Regions from separate parts of the Homo sapiens genome. Here regions 1 and 3 are each linked to region 2. The links are chromatin contacts, found by Hi-C or POLR2A ChIA-PET in ENCODE. All regions are on one chromosome and are shown on one strand. The core of a region is the stretch at or near the end of the contact, and the rest is flanking DNA. Distances in the headings are between cores, read along the strand shown.

Region 1 (3,005 bases), core at 446-2,945, 370 kb before region 2:
ACAACTCAAGTATTGAGCACCTCCTTTAGGTTCTGTGACTTAATCACAAAGGTCCTAGGGTGCGCTTTGGGCTTCAAATGAAAAAAAACACACCCACACCTTAAATCCTACAACTTATGGTCAGGAAGGTCCTTAAAGGCAATCAAATCTAACCAATTCCAAGTTGTACGTTTTCAGTAATAATCTACAAAAATGGGCCAAATACAGGGATGAGGCCTTTTGGGAGATGGTAAGAAATCTGAGCCCAGGCCTTTGCTTTGCAGTAAAACTTTTTTCAGAGATCTCGTGTTTTGTCTTCTCTCTTGTTAAAACCAAATCACTTCATGCACTTCTATTTCCTTATCTATGCAAGGAGGAAATAAACTAGGTGACTTTTTAGTTCTAGTTTCTATGGTTCTATGAAAGTATAGGAACTTTAGGAAAATCCTGAAACATGAGCTTTTCTAACTGTGGTTCCTGAGAAGACTTTTTAAGGAAGCTAGAGATGCTCAAAAGAACACAACTGGCTGGAAGGGAAAAATGCCATCACATAACTTTTGAGAGAGATGAAGAAGAGGGGAAGACCCATCCAATAACAGTGTGAACTTTCCCCCTTATAAACAGAGTCAACCCAAAGGATGAATCAAAGGTCAACTTTCACACATTAATGGAACACAGTGCCCATCAGTACTGAGCAATAGTTCGGCATTCTCTTTCCATGGCCAAAACAGTGCTCTGGTGTGCAGGTCAGCGTCTCCCTCAAAAGCCGTCTTAGGTATGTGGCTCTGGAATTAAGCGGGGTGTCCATCCTCTCCTCTTGTCTCCACCCAGCGATGTCAGATGAGACTACCCCGTTTAGCGGGCCAGAGAGAAGGCTACAACTGGGATTTAACAATAGCATGGTGCATAAACTGTCATCTCAAAAAGGAGATGAAATCAGCGGGTGAAAGGGAGCCCATGTCAGGCCATCCAAGGGGCATGATTACTGTTAGTGGTGGTTGGTGGTGGTGGGGCAGTGGGTGTGTGGACCAGGGAGAAAATGTGCAATTTAGCCATGGGCAGATTTGGATATGCAGCTTTGTGATCATCGCACTGGTCTTTTTTATATGTTGATGCTTGCTTTTGCTTCTTTTGTGTAACCCCCCAGTTAAGAGTAAAGCCAAAGCCTCCATCTATTCTTCTGGGATAGGTCATTTTCTACTCTTGGCAAGCCTTCTTTTCTATATTGTCACTTCCAGTTTGTCTCTGGTATTACTTCTTTGTGTCTATGTTCTCCATTTATATTCACTTCTCATACATTAATCTCTGCTTCCTATTAGCATGTGCTTCATGCCTATTAGGAGTTAGAGGACAGAGAAAAGTCATTTCTTTTCTGCATTTCTCTTTATCAGGGCATCTGTGTGAAATATTCTCTCCCAGTGTCCCCTTCCCTCCCCTTGTAGCCAGAGAAATATTACCCTAGAGCTTCACGCTGCTAATGTGAGAAGAAATTGTGAACAGTGATTAGGAGGCTAAATGAGGGTGGTGGAACCTATTTACTTCATTAAAGTTCCTTCAGGGAAAATACGAGGATGGGAAACTGAGAGATAAGGGTTAATACTAAAAGAATAACAGATCCATTTGACTCAGAGCAATCTTCAGTCTGCCTGGATTCTATCAGACACCCTTCTCCATGGGGAAATCATTACAGAGAAATGACATGCAAAGTGCGCCATAAAGCATCTGAGTCAAACCAGAGGGAGGATGACTCAACGGATCATTTTACATTTTAATAGAAGGCACTGCAGATTTGTACCTAGTGCACAGTTCAACACAGGGCTCATAACTCCTCCCCAAAACTTCTTCATCGGGTGGGAGGGGAGTTCCCAGAACCTGACAGAAATTATTCTGTCTTAGAAAAAAACCAAGTCAAAACTCACAACAGAGAATCAAGACTAAGAAAAGACAACAGATAGTCAAATGCCGAAAAGAGGGGAGACTGCAAGTCTAATTTCAACTTTAGCATTTCTGTCAAACCTAAGACACAGCCTGAAAATTGAGCTCAGTAATTAGTGGACTTCAGATGTCATAAAGGAGTGGGGAAGATGGAAGGAGGAATGGAGGGAGAGAGAGGAAAGAGGAGAACGCTATCAAAGTGCTATAATTAAATAATTGTGTTTCTTAAATTAGTTTTGCAAGATTTTCCAATGATAATTACTGTCAGAAGTTTGCCCACCAGGTCAGTGACAATGCTGGGCTTGAGTTTCCATGTGAAGTCAAGAAGCAATATATTAGTCATGCCATTGTTCCTAGTATGTTTCCCAGGCCAGGTATTGCTTATAGATGCTAATATGTATAACCTGCCAAAGTTAGATTCATCTGACCAGGGATTATGATGTTAAGAGACTGGATTGTCAAACCTAACTCCTTCTTGGAATGGGGGTGGGGGTTACCTCCAGACACACTTTTGTCTGCCTATACATAAAGAATATCTATAGTTTCACAGCTGTTCATCCGCCTGATCTCTACTGTTGCCTGCCCCAGCTCCTAAGAGGGCACGCGGTTTACAGGTAGGAAAGGAAACAGAAGTGAATACTGAGGCTTGGCAGAAATACAGCTTTCACAGAAAAGATTCTTAATAAAAGGAAACTTGCTCCTTTCATGCATGGGGGTCTTTTGGACAAAATGATTCTGTTCTGAAACATCATCTCTGCAGGGATGCAGGCTAGAACGAATGAAGTTTAGATTGCAAGTTGGTTCACCCGGTAACTAAGAAAATCGAAATTCAAGACCAAAGGCAGGCAGCATCTAATGGGGTGAAAGTCATCTAGCTTGAGGGTCATTCAGGTAGTGTTTTGAGAAAGGTTTGATTTCCACTGGAGCCTAGGCACACCTGAAACCCACTCCTGTTTTTCCATTTAAAAATGATGAAAACCATGAGGCTAAGACCACTGGTTGGCAGTCTGTTAAGTCCCATATCAAGTAACAAAAGCATCTGGACCACCTGTCACCAAGCAGGAGGTCAAATGGAACTGGAATGTTAACAC
Region 2 (3,457 bases), core at 293-2,792:
CAAGGGTAATCAACTACAGATAAGGCAGGAGTCAGTGTCATTGCCTCTGATAGGAATCAGGATGAGGCTGAGTATTCTGGGGTGAGTGGGGTAAGCTCTGAGAGACAGTAGGAGACTAGTGGTTGGCTGGAAACTTCAGAGGAAAGGCTGGGTGCAGAAACCCACCCAAGTTCCCCCTCCCTGGGAGTGGCCACTGGCAGAAACTCCTGGAGACAATGATCAGAAGTTGTAACTAACCAGGACTTGAATGAAAGGTTTCAAGAAATCTGGGAGTAGCAGACTGGGAAGATTCAAGAAGCAGGCATAGAAAAACATCTGAGCCTTTTGCCCTTGATATATATATATATATGAATACTTACTTCCTCCATTTACATATATAAAATTATATATATATGAATACTTAGTTCCTCCATTTACATGTATAAAATTATATATATATATATATATATATATATATATATATATATGAAGATTTCCTCCATTTAGGTATTTGTTCAAGTTTCTTTCTCATTTGTCTATGTCTTCAACAGGTTCATCTTTATCATTGCTATTTACTTGTCTTAGATTGCAAATGAAGACAAAGTAGGGAGCACGTAGAGTTTACTCTATACATCACAGTACAGTAAAAGACATCTAAAGGGCTTTTGAATGATGAATTATTCAAATTTATTTACTTATTGTGCACTTATATAAAATTCTTTTTTTTTCTTTGAGACGGAGTCTCGCTCTGTCACCCAGGCTGGAGCGCAGCGGTGCAATCTCGGCTCACTGTAACCTCCACCTCCCGGGTTCAAGCAATTCTCTTGCCTCAGCCTCCTGAGTAGCTGGGATTACAGGCTCGTCTCACCATGCCCAACTAATTTTTGTGTTTTTAGTAGAGACAGGGTTTCACCAGGCTGGTCTCGAACTCCTAAGCTCAGGTGATCCACCCGCCTCAGCCCCCCAGAGTGCTGGGATTACAGGCATGAGCCACTGCATCCAGCCAAATATATAAAATTATTTGTGAGCTATGAATGGGTGGAAGTATGAGTAACCTAGGGTCTGACTGTTTGGAAATTTCACACAGTAAGATAATGAAGGGTACACATGAATGGAACAGATAGTAAGGCCTGCCACTGAATAGTAGCAGTAGTAGCAGTAGTAGCAGTACTAGTAGTAGTAGTAGTAGTAGCAGCAGCAGTAGCTAGGCTCTTGGGTTGTGGGGTAGAGCCAATTCCAATCTCAGCTCTATGAACCACTGTTTGGGTGTTCTTGGGCAAGATAACCTCTTCTTATCTATAAATGGGGATGATGATGTTGATAGTAATACCTGTATCATAAGGTTGTTATGAAGACTAAATGAGACGATACATGTACCATGTTTAGCATGTCTGCTGTGTAGAATCTAGCTCATCAAATGTGAACCTGCAGCTGCTGAGGCTCTGCTAACAATAACCGTGTCTGAACAAGGGTGCGCTTTCCAATTCGATTGTGCCAGACTCACTACAGGATGTAGAAGGTGAGGAGAGAAACCCCGCAAGAGACAACATTAATTTGGTAGTGCCTGGGGTCAGCGTGTGTGTGCACCACTGCCCTCTACTGGAAGCAGTTCCCACAGATTTCTAAGAAATAACCAAGTGATTTCAGCACTCCCTTGTTTCAACATCCTGTAGTCTCCTTTGCAGAGAGCTTCACAGCCCATCTGAGATAATCTCCCCCCCTTTTCTGATACTTAGAGGCAGAAAAAATCCTATTGTCTGCTAGCCTCAGCTTCTCACCTGCTTTTAACTAATATGCAGTCTGGACAGGTATTGATTTTTCTGCTTTTCTCTGATTGCACTCATCAGTCATTTTATATTACTGGAGAGTCCATTAGCAATAAAAATAAAGGATGGATGTTACAAAGCCCATTAGAGAAACTTGCTCTCTGGATCTTTGGGACCAGGAAAACAATTAAAAGCACGTCATCTTATAAACATTCTAATAGAATTATTAGAAGGGTGAATAAACCCAGGATGTGATTACCAAGGGATGAAATGAAATCCTCCTTACTAGTCAATTAGAAGGGATTGCCCCGATGTTCCATAACACTGTGGTATGTAGGTGAGATGAAAAGATTAAATACTAGAATAAAGGACCATTACACAACAGAGATTCAGCTGTAGGCTCCCGCATAAGTGAATTTCAGGGCTATGATGAAGAATCTGAGATGAGAGAAAGGAAGTGTTTAAATATAAAAGAAAGAAGTGACTATCCAATTCTGACTTGGAAATGTAGGTAAGTTGATGAAACAAAGCCATCACTTCACTAGGTTGGGTCTAACTTGCTTCCCTTGTGCAGACGGTCACTGAAATTCTTCATGAGAAACGGAGAATAAAGCAGGACCAGACTCCAAGACTCTGATGCTTGTTGCCTGGAGAATGTTACTGATGCTGCTGCAGGTCCTCATGCTTCCTGGGTTGGCATGAGCTATGGATGTGAGTGACTAGCATCATTCTTAGCACAGGTTGGTACTCAAATATGTTAGTTCTCTTTCTCCTTTCCCCACTGGTGGGAGGGTGCATAGAATCAATGATTTTGAGAAGCCCATATTTCCAGTGACTATTATGCTGCATTTAACTTAATTTCCTTTTATTTTCATTAGCTTCTAAGTGTAAACAGTTTTCACATTAAGGGCTATTTGGACGTTTATTCTCTTTAGATGATCACTGAGTATATGTTAAGTTGGTTGAGGCTCTTTGGTCCAGAAAGCAGTAGATACTTGCAAAAAAATCATGTTATAGGTGGCAAATTTTTTTTCAACTTTTATTTTGGGTTCAGGGGGTATACGTGCAGGTTTTTTACTGGGTAAATTGTGTGTTTCTGAGGTTTGATGTACGAATGATCCCATCACCCATGTAGTGAGTATAGTACCTGATATGTTGTTTTTCAACCGGGGTCTCCCTCCCTACCTCCCACCTCTGGTAGTCCTGAGTGTCCAGTGTTCCCATTTTTATGTATAGGAGGCAAATTTTATGGTTTTTTTTCTCTCATCATAACAAGACATCAAGTTGTTTGGCATTGTACTAGGTTTTTCTACTGATTATAAAGTTGCTACACTGTGTTCTTTTCTCTAGATTGTAATTTATTATCTGTAAGTAGTATAACAGTAAATACTGAGAATAATTTTTAAAATTAACAATTCCACCTCTCTTATATATGAAGTATTTACATTTTCCATGTTCTTCCAATCTTTATCCATGTGGATGTTTACTCTTTATGTAGATTCTTGCATTTTTTAATTTGATGTTATTTTACATGCATTTTAATGTTACTTCATGGTAGCCATAATTACAATTTTAATGGTTGCAAAATATTTCATTAGATATATGTCTTAATTTACTTAGTAAATTATCTATAGAGGCATTAAAAGTTTTTACCATCAAGTTTTTAAAAACCACTATAAATAATGTCATCATGGTTATAAAAACAGATCTCT
Region 3 (3,081 bases), core at 116-2,615, 390 kb before region 2:
TTTCAAAAGCTGTCTGCTTTTATAACTGCACACCCACCAGAAATGTCATGAACACCCCAACAATGGAGTTGAAACCTGAAGACATTGGGTGACATTCCAAATTTTTGAATGGAATGCGAATCCATTAAGATTATTAGGTAACTTTATTGATATCCTCAGATTTGTGCCAAATGTTAAAGCTGCCAAAGAAAAGACAGAACAAAAACTGACTCTTGGATTCTAACTCTGAGTATTTTGGTGTGGAAACTGTGTTTTCTTGTAACTCACTTAAAAAACACACCGTGCTTTCACTGTTTAACTGCAATCTCAGTTTTCAGGAAGCAAGAGAAATGAGATACATAATCAATGTTTGCCTTCTATTCAGCTTTCAGCCTAAATGATCCTGCACTTGTATTGGCAAATGAGGACAGGTATTAACAGCGAACAGGAAACCTATTCTAAGAAGGACTGGCTCAAGTGAAGCACCACTGCATCGTGAGTGACTCAACCATCTACTCAAAGAGTGATTACTCTGCAAGGATGAAGCCATGCTAATTGGACAATGGCTTGCTGCCAGTTCGTGCTGGCGTGACCTACAATACCCTTGGCTGACAGCCATGATGTCTCTTTGTCACACCTTTTTTTTTTTTTTTCCAAGGGTGTAGGGTGTAATCTGGATGGGAAGTAGAAATAATTTTGAAAAACTCTCACAAGTGCTATTTAAATTCTTATCATAAATTAAAAAGTTTAATTAAGTACCTTGGTAAAGGCCCGGGTTCTATGATTAACTACGACAAAATAATAGTTATGATGACTGATCAAGTGAGGAACTTTATAGCTCTGAACTTTGTCTTTAAAGCTATTATTAATTTTAATTGAAATAGCTAAGAGACTCCATAATGGGAGAAAGAAAGAAACATGAAGGATATTTTGTTCATATACAGAGGAGTTTAAAAATGAATAGATACGCCGGTAACTATTTTAAAAAAATTGATGCAAACAAGTTTACTTTCAGAGGCCTTGTCATAAATCTATTTCAAAATGTTGATTATTGTGGTCATCCTACATCAGATAGGGATAAATAGACATAGTGAAAAGAAATCTTAAAAACGGCTTTGAAATCAGGTCACTTAAAATGATTTTTAGATATGTCTTAGGTTTTTGTCTACTCAACTCCTACTACTATGCCAAAAGAGGAACACATTTCTGCATAAGTTTCTTTAAATAGGCTTACTGGCCTCAGGATTTAAAAAATGTAAGAGGTTTGGAAACAGCTTATGTGTCTCAGTTTTAAAATTAGCTATTGCTGTGGCTATTTTCACACTAGATTTCCCTCCCTCTGTATCAGCACCACAGCCTCCAGGGCTGGAGTCACAATAGTATTAGCTCCCCTTTCTGTGGCGCTGCCTTACCGCAACTCCATCCGAGACTGAGGACCACATTTCAGGGCTAGCAGTCACCTCTGCGTTACTATAAATAAGTTCTGCCTTTAGGCATTTCAAAATTATCAGTATGATTCTAGGACTTGAAAACTTCTCATTTGCCAGCAAGTAGTTACCTGAAATATTTTGACTTCTTATTTATTTGCTTTTTTTTCATCTGCTGCCAAGTCTTACTAACGCAACTTGGAAAATTGCACCACAGCTTTTAATGAGGATTCTGAGGTAACAGCCATTTCATCAGAGAAGACTGTTCTTTCCTTTTAGGGGAATAATAACACCTACTGTTTCTATAGCACCATCCTTCCAAGAAGTTTAACACATCACATTTCATTTATCTGAACAGCGGCCCTGCAAGTCAAACTGGTAACTAGCATTGTTACTCCTTGTACACTCATATTGAAATTGAGGTCATTAAATGTGAACTAATTTTCTCAAAATCTTAACACCTTCTGACATGGTTAAAGAGCCATGATCCGCCTATGTTCTAGGTGATCAGATAGCCCAGAAGTCTCTTTCCGCTCTTTAGCTGTCATCTCCTGTGAATGCCTGTAAGGAAGGCCCTTTCTGAAAAGTCAGGGAAAAGTCATAAAAGTGGGAGAACTGAGCTTGTGCCTCTTCTGGAGTCCTGTGGTTCTCTCCCTTCCTGGCCAGTTTGCCTCCCATCTTTATGGCTTTTCCCTACCTCTCAATCCAAACATCCCTCCACTCTTCCTGACCAACAGGATTTTTTCTCTCTTCCTCCAACAGGAAGCTAGCCAAGTTCAAGGACTGTAAACCTGTGTGACATAGGCTAGGATCTCAGAGATCATCCAGCCCCAATCCATCATTTTCAGATTAGGATGTGACTTATTGAGTCTGGCCATTTGGTTAGTAGATCCCATCCTCTGTTGCATACTGAAGGCAATTGAACTTCTGTCTCCTGTATCATCAAGTTTTCTCTCTCTTTTGGAACTTTCCCTTCAGCCCAGGTATTAGGACAGGTTAGGCTTTGCTGTGCTAACAGATAAAACACCACATCTTGAGAGATTGTTTGGAGCTTCTAGCAGGCAGCACAGCTATGTATATACTTGTGAATGAAGAACGGTCCTCCTCTATCAGGGAAGGTCGTCCTCTTCAACCAAGCCTGCAGCTTCAGGAGGGACACACGTGGAGCAGTGAGGGAGGGAAACGACACCCACTGAGCCAGCCAGATCAGCCCAATCAACCTGGCGATGTTGGGGTGACAGATGTTGCAGCCAGATTGCCTTCACATCCAGAAACACCAAATCTTGAGTGCTTAATTAACTTAAAAGTTTATTTCTCATCATGTCAGAGTCTGATTTGAGTCAGATGGATTTTGCTGGCTCTCTTCCAACAGTGACTCAGGGACCTAGGCTACAGCTTCATCACTCTAGAGTCCTTTGACACCAGCTAAGTGGATGGGACAAAGCATAAAGAGCTTATACCTACTTTTGACTGCCTTGGAGCAGAGTCCTCACCTCACATTTCATCAGCTAGATCTAGTCATATGGCCTACCTGATTACAAATTTAGTCTTCCTGTGTGTCTAGGAAAGAGGAAAACTGGGTGTGGGTGAGCAATGGTAATCTTCACCACAGAGTACAAACATGTTGGGATTTCTTCCTACTTAAAATAAAAAACCAAATGAAACCTCTTTTGAC

The links. Hi-C counts contacts between places; a loop is a spot of excess contacts on that map. ChIA-PET counts read pairs that join two places held with the same protein, here RNA polymerase II (POLR2A). Pooled maps may share reads with other maps.
Region 1: a pooled map shows a loop between it and region 2 (3-fold over the local background). The contact joins two enhancer-like sites. A Hi-C loop is called at or near these places in 5 of 50 pooled maps. POLR2A ChIA-PET finds 5 or more read pairs at or near these places in 2 of 52 experiments (BJ and activated T-cell).
Region 3: a pooled map shows a loop between it and region 2 (2.5-fold over the local background). The contact joins two enhancer-like sites. A Hi-C loop is called at or near these places in 8 of 50 pooled maps. POLR2A ChIA-PET finds 5 or more read pairs at or near these places in 2 of 52 experiments (BJ and naive thymus-derived CD8-positive, alpha-beta T cell).

Annotation. Positions count from the first base shown.
Region 1 is chr6:90,024,195-90,027,199 of GRCh38, forward strand. The region is part of intron 5 of BACH2 (BACH transcriptional regulator 2); the gene reads right to left. Among named protein-coding and RNA genes, the nearest start is that of GJA10, 130 kb to the left of the region's middle. Within about 2 kb of position 1,696, at least 2 of the 41 ENCODE cell types and tissues checked have a DNase peak (open chromatin) inside an H3K27ac peak, as active enhancers do.
Region 2 is chr6:90,391,914-90,395,370 of GRCh38, forward strand. No RefSeq gene overlaps it. Among named protein-coding and RNA genes, the nearest start is that of MIR4464, 81 kb to the left of the region's middle. Within about 2 kb of position 1,543, at least 2 of the 41 ENCODE cell types and tissues checked have a DNase peak (open chromatin) inside an H3K27ac peak, as active enhancers do.
Region 3 is chr6:89,998,832-90,001,912 of GRCh38, forward strand. The region is part of intron 6 of BACH2 (BACH transcriptional regulator 2); the gene reads right to left. It also overlaps the pseudogene RN7SKP110. Among named protein-coding and RNA genes, the nearest start is that of GJA10, 110 kb to the left of the region's middle. Within about 2 kb of position 1,366, at least 4 of the 41 ENCODE cell types and tissues checked have a DNase peak (open chromatin) inside an H3K27ac peak, as active enhancers do.